Linked DNA regions of Homo sapiens: region 2 is linked to region 1. A link is a contact called in ENCODE Hi-C or POLR2A ChIA-PET data. All regions are on one chromosome and are shown on one strand. Each heading gives the region's core, a stretch centred on a gene start or an enhancer-like site at or near the end of the contact. The rest is flanking DNA. Distances are from core to core; before and after follow the strand shown.

Region 1 (6,062 bases), core at 2,644-5,143:
GCCCCTGTGCAATTCGTTAAAACAAGTCCCACTGGCCAGGTGTGTGGCTCACACCTGTAATGCCAGCCCTTTGGGAGGCCCAGCTGGACACTTGAGGTCAGGAGCTCAAGACCAGCCTGGCTAACACAGTGAAACCCCATCTCTACTAAAAACACAAAACAGTAAAACCCCATCTCTACTAAAAATACAAAAATTAGCTGGGCATGGTGGCAGGCACCTGTAATCCCAGCTACTCAGGAGCTGAGGCAGGAGAATCACTTGAACCCGGGAGGCAGAAGCTGCAGTAAGCTCTGATTGCGCCACTGCACTCCAGCCTGGGCGACAGAGTGAGACTCTGTCTCAAAAAAAAAAAAAAAAAAGAAACGGTCTTCAGTTACGTCCAGAGAGGGTCTAGCATAGCTAAGCTGATGTTCAAAATTCAGAGTTGTTCATAGTTGTTTATCAGACCCAACTGTGGTGAATCACAGTATCCAGCTTTTTTTTTTTTTTTTTTTTTTTGAGACAGAGTCTTGCTCTGTTGCCCAGGCTAGAGTGCAGCGGCGCGATCTCGGCTGACTGCAACCTCCGCCTCCCAGTTTCAAGCGATTCTCCTGCCTAAGCCTCCCGAGTAGCTGGGATTACAGGCGCCTGCCACTGTGCCTGGCTAATTTTTGTATTTTTAGTAGAGATAGGGTTTCACCATCTCGGCCAGGCTGGTCTGGAACTCCTGACCTCGTGATCCACCCACCTCGGCCTCCCAAAGTGCTGGGATTACAGGCGTGAGCCACCATGCCTCGCCCACAGTATCCAGCTTTTAAAAAATAATTACACTTTTTATTTTGAGAGAATTGTAGATTCACATACAGTTTTAAGAAATAATACAGACAGCCAGGCACAGTGGCTCACACCTGTAATCCCAGCACTTTGGGAGGCCGAGGCAGGCGGATCACCTGAGGTTGGGAGTTTGAGACTAGCCTGACCAACACGGAGAAACCCCATCTCTACTAAAAATACAAAATTAGCTGGGCATGGCGGCGCATGCCTGTAATCCTAGCTACTGGGGAGGCTGAGGTAGAAGAATCGCTTGAACCCAGGAGGCGGAGGTTGTGGTGAGCCGAGATCTCACCATTGCACTCCAGCCTGGGCAGCAAAAACGAAACTGTCTAAAAAAAAAGAAGGGAAGGGAAGGGAAAGGAAGGGAAGGGAAGGAAAGGGGCGGGGAGGCGAGGGGAGGGGAGGGGAGGGGAGGGGAGGGGAGGGGAGGGGAGGGGAGGGAGAAACGAAGAAAGGAAGCAAGCATGCAGGGAGGGAGGGAGGGAGGGGGTGGGTGGGCAGGCAGGCAGACACTCTGTGTACGCTTTGCCCAGTTTCCCCCAATGGTAACATCTTGCAAGACTACAGTACAGTGTCACATTCAGGATATTGACATTCAGACAATCCACCCATCTTCCTCAGATTTCCCCGGTTTTACTTGCACTCCATTGTGGGTATTTAGTTCTGTGCAATTTATCACGTGTAGGTATGGACTCACCATCACGATCAACATATGAAAAGGTCCCATCCCCACAAGGGTCCTTTGTGCTGCCCTTTTATAGCCACACCTCCCAACCTCCTGCCCCTGCCGACCGCTGACCGCCCAACTCTTCTCCAGCCGTAACCACCCAACGGGTTCATTTGCCTACTGCCCAGACAGAGCCCATTTATCAAGACAGGGGAACTGTAATAGAGAAAGAATTTAATTGGCACAGAGCTGGTTGAACAGCAGACTGAGGTTTTATTACTTAAATCAGTCTCTCCAAAATCTCAGAGCCTAGGGTTTTTCAAGGATAGTTTGGCAGGCCAAGGTGCTGCTGATTAGTTGGGGGTGCAATCCTAGGGGTGTGGAACATGGTCCTTGTGCATGCTGAGTCTGCTTCTGGGTGGGGTCACAGGACTGGTTGGCTGGTAGGAACGGACCCATCAATAGTCAGAAATGCAAAAACCTGAAAAGATGGCCAGGCCTGGTGGCTCACGCCTGTAATCCCAGCACTTTGGGAGGCTGAGGCAGGCGGATCACTTGGTCAGGAGTTGGAAACCAGCCTGGCCAATTTTTGTATGTTTAGTCTCTATTAAAAATACAAAAATTAGGCTGGGTGCAGTGGCTCATGACTGTAATCCCAGCACTTCGGGAGGCCAAGGCGGGTGGATCAAGAGTTCAGGAGTTCGAGACCAACCTGACCAACATGGTGAAACCCCGTCTCTACTAAAAATACAAAATTAGCTGGGCGTGGCAGCATGTGCCTGTAATCCCAGCTACTGGGGAGGCTGAGGCAGGAGAATCGCTTGAACCCGGTAGGCAGAGGTTGCAGTGAGCCAAGATCGTGCCACTGCACTCCAGCCTGGGCGACAGAGTGAACCATCTCAAAAAAAAAAAAAAAAAAGAAAAAGAGTCATGTGGAAGGTAACCTTCTGGGGTTGGCTTTTTTTCACTCAGCGTAATTCGCTTGAGAGTCATCTAGATTGCTATGTGTATCTGATGATATAGGAGTGAAGAAGAAATTACTAAGGCAGATAGTGAGGGTATGGGAGTCCTCAGTAAGGTTTCCTTTTTAATGAAAAGCAGCTCCCAAATCATTTTGTTTTCTAATAAAGAGCAGCCTGTAGAATCGAGCTGCAGACATAGATAAGCAAACTAGAAGCTTGCACAGGTGAATGCCGGCAGCTGTGCCAATAAAAAAAAGCTACCTGGGACTAGGCATATTCAACATGGCGGCTCCATCTTCCCTTCTCTTTGCCAAACCACGCATACAGTAAGGAAGAGACAGCATGGCGCCAGCCAGGCAAAGACCCCATCTCCATAATAAGATTACGGTGGGGTGCCCAGCTTCCTCTTGTGCTAAACGTCACACCTGGTCCACCCTATCCGTGGGCGCTACGTAAATCAGACACTGCCTCCTCAATCCTGTCTATAAAATCTGCTGCACTCAGCCTCGGGCCAGAATTCCCACTCAGGTGCCCCTCTCTCTCGCAGGAGAGAGAGCTATTCTCTCTTCTCCTTCTTTCGCCTATTGAACCTCCGCTCTTAACCTCACCCCATGTGTGTCCGTGTCCTTGATTTCCTTGGCATGAGGCAATGACATGCCAAGACACGCCCGGGACCACAACACCGCTTCATTTCTGGGGTTCATTCCCTTTTATTGCTGAGTAGCATTCCGCAGGACAGAGGCTAGAGTCTGTTTAACCATTCGCCTACTGAAGGACACGTAAGAGAATTTCAGTTTGGGGCTATTAAAATCTGCCGTTTTAGTCTTTGTTTTCTGTTTATTTCCTGTGTTTCTTGTTCTTCTGTTTCTTTTGTCTTGCCTTCCTGTGGGTAGAAAGACTTGCCCTCACATATAAGCTCCTATGCTTTTTTTTCTTTTTGAATACATATTTTTAAAATACAGAGATAGGATCTCACTATGTTGCCCAGACTGGTCTGGAACTCCTGGGCTAAAGTGATCTGCCCACCTCGGCCTCCCAAGTGCTGGGATTACAGGCGTGAGCCACCGTGCCCAGCCTCCTGTGCTTTTGCTTAACTCTAGCTGCTTTCTCTCCCTGGGAAGCAGCGCTGAGGCTCCCTATACCTTCTTCATAAGGAGATGGCTTTCACCTCGTTTTGGCTTGTGTCTGTGTTTTTCTGATTTGTGAAAATAAAAATAAGCCCTACTTATGGAAATCATATGGAATCAAGGCAGACAGAACAAAATAGTAACAATATTTAAAGTGCTTCTATAATTAGAAAAAACAATCAAGATATAAAAATCTTTTCTTAAAAATGTGTGGGTCAGATAGACCTGAGTGTGAGTTGAGACACTGCTTTCCTTTTCTGGGTGTGCTACTGTGATTTAAAAAGAAACGTATATCCGGTCTCTGCCCTGGTTCCTGACATAGAACTCCTCAACCCTGTCATTTCCTGAGCAATAGGGCTGCTATTTAGTCTTTGATCCGGGTTCCTAACACAGCTCCTACGACCTTTGTAATTTCCTGAGTGATGAGTGTCTGACACAAAGCTACTAAATCCCTTGGAATTTTGTGAGAGGAACAGCTTTTGTTCTAATGAGTGGGCTCTTCGTGGGCTCCCGGACAGCCTCAGGATGGGGGCTGGTTGCCAGGGGAACCAACCCTGTGTGACTGTCCAATGTATCTCTTCATCTGGCTGCCCACCTGTATCCTTTGTAAGACCCTTTATAATACATAAGTAGCGAGGTGCAGTGGCGTGCAGTGGCTCATGCCTGTAATCCCAGCACTTTGGGAAGCTGAGGCAGGAGGACTGCTTGAGCCCACGAGTTCAAGACCAGCCTGGGCAACATAGACTCCATTTCAATTAAAAAAAAAAAAAAAAAAAAAAAAAGGAAAGAAATTCGGCACGTCTCCTAGTGAAACCTGAGTAGGATGTCATTGGAACCCCCAGTTTAGAGCCGGTAGGTCAGAAGGCACAGGTCACACAACCTAGGACTTGAGACTGGCATCTGAAGTGGGGGGCAGCGTTGTGGGGGTGAGCCCTCAGCCTGTGGGATCTGACACCATCTCCAGGTAGATGGCGTTACAACCTGGGACTTGAGACTGGCATCTGAAGTGGGGGGCAGCACAGGCTCCACTAAAAAACTCTACACAGCACCCCCAATGCCATGCTGTCTTGTCCTTGGCACGGTCCTTCCCTGTGCCCTCCCGCTCTTCCTCATTGAAAACACCCTTCATATGAACTCAGCCAAACCCCTGTCCTCTGTGCAGTCTTGGCCCTTGGTGGAGTTCCTTCTTTCCTCGGAGGCCAACAGCACATTTTGGTGTAAGCACTTACATGTTTAAGTTTCCTACTAGACTCCGCCTCCAGCAGGCCAGAGACCACATTCTGTATGGTTCATCTTTGCCCAAGTGTCTATTCTCATGTCCAGTACTTGATGAATTGTATCAGACCTTCTCAGACTTGAGGAAGAAATACTAAATTAGTGATATTGTGGCGACATAAACTTGCCAATGTGACAGAATGCCAACATGGGAGATTTAGTTCTGATTCTGACAAAGCCATTAGATTCTAAGAAGGATGCAGAAAGCCAAGTGTGTTTCCCCCACGCCCAGGACCCGCCACTGGATGCGTGAATCATACCCCATGGCTGGCGCCACCTTGAGGCTGGGCACGCAAAGATGAGCCATAAAAAAGAGGGTGTGATTTGTCACCCTGTTTGCTGAACTATTTTGCCACAATTAGCAAAACCAACCCTTTAAGAAATTGTTCAGGGGCCAGGCATGGTGGCTTATGCCTGTAATCCCAGCACTTTGGGAGGCCGAGGCGGGCAGACCACTTGAGGTCAGGAGTTGGTGACCAGCCTGGGCAACATGGTGAAACCCCGTCTCTACTAAAAATACAAAAAAAATTAGCCGGGTGTGGTGGCGCACGCCTGTAATCACAACTACTCAGGAGGCTGAGGCACAAGAATCACTTGAACCTGGGAGATGGAGGTTGCAGTGAGCAGACATCACATGTGCCACTACACTCCAGCCTGGGCAACAGAGAGAGACTCCATCTCAAAGACCCCGACACTAGGGTGGCTATAGCCTAGGTCCTCTCCTGAGTTCCTGCTGCACTAAACCATTAAAAAGGAGCTGGCTTTCTCCCCAATCCTACCAGCCACCCAGGGAACCACTGAGTAAGGGAACGAGCTCCCAGTAGGTGAACTTGGCGTCTTCAGACTGAATGCATTTTTGTATTAAATTAAACAAAACATTGTTGGCTGGGCACGGTGGCTCACGTCTGTAATCCTAGCACTTTGGGAGGCCAAGGCGGGCAGATCACTTGAGGTCAGCAGTTTGAGACTGGCCTGGCCAACATGGTGAAACCCCGTCTCTATTGAAAATACAAAAAACAGCTGGGCATGGTGGCACACGCCTGTAATCCCAGCTACTCAAGAGGCTGAGGCAGAAGAATCGCTTGAACCTCGGAGACAGAGACTGCAGTGAGCTGAGATCGCACCACTGCACTCCAGCCTGGGTGACAGAGCAAGACTTTGTCTCAAAAAAAAAAAATTGTTAAAGCAACATCAATTCTATCTATGTGACATTACCAA
Region 2 (6,062 bases), core at 1,473-3,972, 120 kb after region 1:
TTACTTTGTTCTCTTACTGTGACAACTGCTGTTGAGGTTTAATTATTTGCTACGACTTCATAGCATCCTAATATATGTGTCAGCACCCTCTCTGCAGGTCTCTTCAATTACATCTCTATAAACAGGCAGGGGTGAGACTACCTGGGTTTCTGTGAAAATTAAAGGGTTTGCAGATTAGTAGCTTCCAAATTAGCAGGCTTAGAGGCATGATACATGATTCTATTCTGTCCTAGTTGCCAGTAAAAGCAATTAACAAGAAAGAAAACAGGAATATGGTTCCTTTTCCAAGGAGTCTGGCGCCTCCCTAGGGAGAGCAGGTCTCACGGAGACTCTGTGCTGACAGTACTTGGGGGTCCTTAATCCAAATGCTACTGCTCAAATTCTCAGTAGAGGCTACTGATCAGAGGGCACCACAGAGCAAAATGGTGGGTAGCTCCTCCACTCACTCATTCTCCGGCAAAAGACAGGATGGGGTTTTGGAAAGAAGAAACCACATCACCCATTCATACTTATCCAGATCTCCCTCAGTATGAATCACCTGTGCATGGTATAGTGTATACCTGAAGGGAGCTCAGTAAATCCTTGTTGAATAAATGAGTGAATAAAAGTGTGGCACACAGAAGGTATTTGATAAATATTAGTTGAATAAATGAAAAGAATGGCCAGGCACAGTCGCTCACACCTGTAATCCCAATATTTTGGGAGGCCAAAGTGGGAGAATCGCCTGAGGCCAGGGGTTCAAGACCAGCCTGGGCAACACAAAGAGACTCTGTCTCTACAAAAAATAATAGGCCAGGTGTAGTGGCTCACACCTGTAATCCCAGCACTTTAGGAGGCCAAGGCAGATGGATCACTTGAGGCCAGGAGTTCAAGACCAGCCTGGCCAACAGAGCGAAACCCCGTCTCTACAAAAAATACAAAACTTAGCCAGGCATGGTGGCACGTGCCTGTAATCCCAGCTACTCGGGAGGCTGAGGCACAAGAATCGTTTGAACCTGGGAGGCAGAGGTTGCAGTGAACCAAGATCATGCCACTACACTACAGTCTGGGTCATAGAGTGAGACTCTGTCTCAAAAAAAAAGGTAAATAAATTTAAAATTGAAGAGAATCACCAAGACACTGTCCTAGGTGCTGGGGAAGAGGGGATGTATATGACCGGTTCAGAGCTACCCACTATGAGTAAAGTAGTCCAATGAGCTAAACAAGGGCTCTGGGGTAGGATCCAGCATCCAAATCCCAATGCTGTGTGTGCCACACATCCTCAACATACAACCACATAAAATCTTCACTCGAGGCTGTGCTCAGTGAATCACACCTGTAATCCCAACACTTTGGGACGCTGAGGCAGGGGGTTCGCTTGAGCCCAGGAGTTCCATACCAGCCTGGACAACATAGGGAGACCCCGTCTCTACAAAAAAAAATGAAAAATTTAGTCGGGCGTGTTGGCATGCGCCTGTAGTCTCAGCTACTGGGGAGGCTGAGGTGGGAGGATAGCTTGAGCCCAGGAGGTCGAAGCTGAACTGAGCGGTGATTCACGCCTCTGCACTCAAGCCTGGGTGACAGAGCCAGACCCTGTCTCAAATGAAGTAAAATAGGCCAGGCACGGTGGCCCACGCCTGTAATCCCAGCACTTTGGGAGGCTGAGGTGGGTGGATCACCTGAGGTCAGGAGTTCAAGACCAGCCTGACCAACAAGGTGAAACCCCGTCTCTACTAAAAATACAAAAATTAGCCGGGCGTGGTGGTGCGCACCTGTAATCCCAGCTACTTGGGAGGCTGAGGCAGGAGAATTGCTTGAATCCCGGAGGCGGAGGTTGCAGTGAGCCAAGATGGCACCACTGCACTCCAGCCTGGGCAACAGAGTGACTCTCCATCTCAAAAAAAATAAATTAAATTAAATTAAATAGAAAATTAAAAAATAAAATCTTTAAGCCAATCTTGTAAGTACGACCATCTCCCTTCTACAGGTGAGAAAACTGACGTGTACGGAGTGATGACAGGGTAGGGGCTGCGGGATTCGAACTCGGGCAACACGTGCAGTGTCACTCCTATCCACTACACGGTATTTTCCAGTATGATGGCATTAAGAACCACTTAACCGCGTAGACGCTGCAACAGGCACTTTGCAAACAGTGTTTCATCGAATTCACCCCAACAGGGTTACGTCCACGCAGCTGAGACTTAGAAAAGTCCCGCGACTTGCCTTAAGTCGCCACACGCGGCTAGGGCCTCGGGAAGCCGTCACGCCCTCGCTCCGTACCCTGATTGTGGGAAGCCTCCCCTCAGCACTCACGATGCGCAGTCTCTGCCTCAGTGTCACAAGGCGGACCCCACTCCCCTACCCGCGTAGGGAGCCCCGAAACTCCGTCCATGCTCGCCCCGATTGCCCCCGATGGTCGTCTTCCCTCCCCCGACGGGGCCTAAGAGGTCGGCTAAGCCCCGCCCACCTCCTCAGTACGGGGCCTAGGGTCTCCCCGTAGCCCCCCGGGACGGAAGCAGCCGCGTGGGGGAGGGGAAGCGGGGAGGACGCATGCCCAGAGGGCTCCACTCGGCCTCTAGCTCACCTGGGAGTCACGGAACTCTACAACCACGTTTTCGCTGCTCCATCGCGCCGCCATCTCCCCCGCCCGGCCGCCGCGGCCCCAGGACGGCGCCCTCCCACCCCGCCGTCCCCAGTATCCCGGGACCGTGCGCCCCACACAGCCAGAGAATCAGCCCCGACACGCCCCGTGCCCTGGTTGCTCCTGAGCTCAAGCCATTGGTTGACCCAAGCATAGGCTCCGCCCCTTCTTCCTGGGTCCTCCAATTGCTACACCGCGCCTGCAACAAACAGGCACGCCCTCGCTCACTTCCGTCACTTGGTTTGAGTCACCCACGCTCCTCGCGATTGCGGGCACACCCCCTGCCGCGAGCTCTGCCGGGAGTTGTAGTCCAAGCTCGAGCAAGCGTGGGTGACCTGGGAAGGGCTCGCAGGTTTGGGTTTGGGTGAGGTGAGGTGCCTGTTGTCCTGACTAGCTCCTCGCTGGAGTCCCCAGCATTCGTCCAGACCCAGTCTCAAATCAAAATCAACGTTCGGGGCGGGTGCGGTGACTCACGCCTGTAATCCTAGCGCTTTGGGAGGCCGAAGTCAGGAGTTCGAGACCAGCCTAAACAACATAGTGAAACCCCGTCTCTACTAAAAATACAAAAATTAGCCGGGTGGCGGGCGCCTGTAATCCCAGCTACTTGGGAGGCTGGGGCAGGAGAATCGCTTGAACCCGGGAGGCGGAGATTGCAGTGAGCCGAGATCACGCCATTATACTCCAGCCTGGGTGACAAGAGCGAGACTCCGTCTCGGAAAAAAAAAGAAAAAAGAAAAATCAAAGCTCGTGCAAACCGAAGATACCTCTTCTCCTGATGCCTATCCCATCGAGATATTTAAAAGTCTGAATGTGCAATTTATTGTTTCATACAATACAGCAGCGCCTCCCGTAACAATGAAGGTAGACTTAAATGTGAGAATCCAGCTGTTTTCTTGATCTGTAGTCCAATGCTCTACCTGTGAGCTATACCCCCTCCTGCAATCCAGCTGCTTTCTTTCCTTTTCTTTTTTTTTTTTTTTTTTTTTTTTTGAGACAGAGTCTTGCTCAGTCGCCCAGGCTGGAGTGCAGTGGCGCGATCTCGGCTCACTGCAAGATCCGCCTCCTGGCTTCACGCCATTCTCTTGACTCAGCCTCCGGAGTAGCTGGGACTACAGGCGCCCGCCACTACGCCCGGCTAATTTTTTTGTATTTTTAGTAGAGACGGGGTTTCACCGTTTTAGCCAGGATGGTCTCGATCTTCTGACCTCGTGATCTGCCCGTCTCGGCCTCCCAAAGTGCTGGGATTACAGGCGTGAGCCACCGCGCCCGGCCGCTGTTTTCTGATAAACCAAACATTAAAACAGATTTGCCAGAATTTTTTGTTGTTTTTTTTTTTTTTTGAAAATATTGTTCTTTTTCATTTTAAAATGTATTCATGTGAAGGGCCTTAATGTTTAAATGAAATAATGAATATATTTTTTAAATTCTGTATACTACATATAAAAGTTTTTGGGGGCCGGACGCAGTGGCTCATGCCTGTAATCCCAGCACTTTGGGAGGCTGACGTGGACGGATGGCTTGAGCCCAGAAGGAGGCTGCAGTAAGCTAGGATCACATTACTGTACTCCAGCCTGGGCGACAGAGCAAGACCTTGTCAAAAAAAAAAAAAAAGTTTTTTTGGGATTTTCAGTAATTTTTAACAGCAGTGTAAAGGGATTCCAAGATCAAAAAGTTTGAGAACCACTGTACTAACATGGTGGGTGGTGATTAAGTTTCCTTTTCAGTCCCACACTCTTAAATGTTGATTTAACTGGTTTAGCTTCAGTTTCCCTATAGAAGGGAAAAATGGCTTACCTCATTGGATTGTTGTAAGGAACTAAGCACAGGGCCTGGGATGTAGAAAAGCTCAACTATAAACTATTAATTCAGTTCTAGAAGCCAGGAAATCAATAAAAATAAAATAAAATAAACTGTTATTGTTGTTGTTAATATTATCACTATTTGTATGTGCAAGTCATTGTATGAATAGAGGTAAGAAAGTGTGGTCTCTTCCCTCCTGGAGTATTGGCTATAAGGGGGAAGACAGACTTGTTGACAGATTACGGTGACTAACTTGTTGCCTGGACCGTTTCATGTTTTATTTTTATTTTTTTGGAGAAAGGGTCTCGTTCTGTCACTGAGGCTGGAGTGCAGTGGTGTGAGCATAGCTCACCACAGCCTCCAACTCCTGGGCCCAAGCAATCCTCCTGCCTCAGCCTCCCAAGTAACTGGGACTACAGGCATGTGCTACTATGCCCAGCTATTTTTTTTTTTTTTTTTTTTTACTTTTTGTAGAGATGGTCTCGTTGTGTTGCCCAGGGTGGTTTCAAAGTAGTGGCTTCAAGCAAGTGATCCTCCGGCCTCAGCCTCTGGATTAGCTGGGACCATAGGTGTGAGCCACCATGCCTGATCCCTTTTCATATTCTAGCACTGCATCACCAAAAAGTCTTGCATCCCAAGAAACCCATAAGTTCCAGGCAAACTGGGACAACTGGTTACTCTACAACAGGAATGTGCTTGGCAGAATGACTTGTATATTATAATAGATTTGCAAGCAATATGGCAGGAGAGAAAAGCCTAAATAGGCGACCCGAAATGGCATCTTGAAATCTTGAAGAATATGACATCTGAGCTTTGTTTTGTTTTGTTTTGTTTTGTTTTGTTTTGTTTTGAGACGGAGTCTCCTTCTGTCGCCCAGGCTGGAGTGCAGTGGTGGGTGGATCACTGCAAGATCCGCCTCCCGGGTTCACGCCATTCTCCTGCCTCAGCTCCCAAGTAGCTGGGACTACAGGCGCACGCTGCCACATCCGGCTAATTTTTTGTATTTTTAGTAGAGATGGGGTTTTACCGTGTTAGCCAGGATGGTCTTGATCTCCTGACCTCGTGATCTGCCCACCTCGGCCTCCCAAAGTGCTGGGATTACAGGCGTGAGCCACTGCATCCGGCCCGACATCTGAGCTTTTCAGTATAATGTTAAGATATTGATACAGTACACTATGAAAAAAAAAAAAACACTTCACCATTAAGAGTGTGAGCAAAGGCTGGACGTGTTTGCTCACACCTGTTATTTGACAGAATCATTTAAGTCCAGGAGTTCGAGACCAGCCTGGACAACATGGCAAGACCCCATCTCTAAAAAAAAAAAAATTAAAATTAGCCAGGCGTGGTGGCATGCATCTGTAGTCCCAACTACATGGGAAGGTGAGGTGAGAGGACTGCTTGAGTCTGGGAGGTTGAGGCTGCAAAAAGCTATGATCGCGCCACTGTGCTCCAGCCTGGGTGACAGAACAAAACCCTGTCTCTAAAAAAAAATTAAAATTAAAGTCATTTCATTCCTGACTGGCTACCTCATCCATTATCTTCATGTTTCTCGAATTTGTGATACAAAGAACAACGTATAGCCAATCAGTAGCTTATGTTATTTTGAGGTAAATTCTTAGTAAAGACTTTAGGAACTGCCCCT

What was found. A loop is a pair of places that touch in the nucleus more often than their neighbours do. ChIA-PET counts read pairs that join two places held with the same protein, here RNA polymerase II (POLR2A). Pooled maps may share reads with other maps.
Region 2: a loop to region 1 is called in a pooled map, with 6 times the contacts of the local background. The contact joins the promoter of WDR59 here to the enhancer-like site in region 1. A Hi-C loop is called at or near these places in 2 of 168 maps with a recorded cell type or tissue (GM12878 and cardiac septum) and 7 of 50 pooled maps. POLR2A ChIA-PET finds 5 or more read pairs at or near these places in 8 of 52 experiments (CD4-positive, alpha-beta T cell, Caco-2, HepG2 and 4 more).

The regions. Positions count from the first base shown.
Region 1 is chr16:74,864,763-74,870,824 of GRCh38, forward strand. No RefSeq gene overlaps it. Among named protein-coding and RNA genes, the nearest start is that of FA2H, 93 kb to the left of the region's middle. RefSeq lists a silencer at 1,449-1,743. Within about 2 kb of position 3,894, at least 7 of the 41 ENCODE cell types and tissues checked have a DNase peak (open chromatin) inside an H3K27ac peak, as active enhancers do; they include CD4-positive, alpha-beta T cell and OCI-LY7, where a contact is called at or near this core.
Region 2 is chr16:74,982,401-74,988,462 of GRCh38, forward strand. WDR59 (WD repeat domain 59) reads right to left here and starts at 2,723. Exons shown (of 26, transcript NM_030581.4): 1 at 2,564-2,723. The coding sequence starts at 2,617. RefSeq lists silencers at 2,469-2,778, 3,814-4,014 and an enhancer at 3,109-3,168.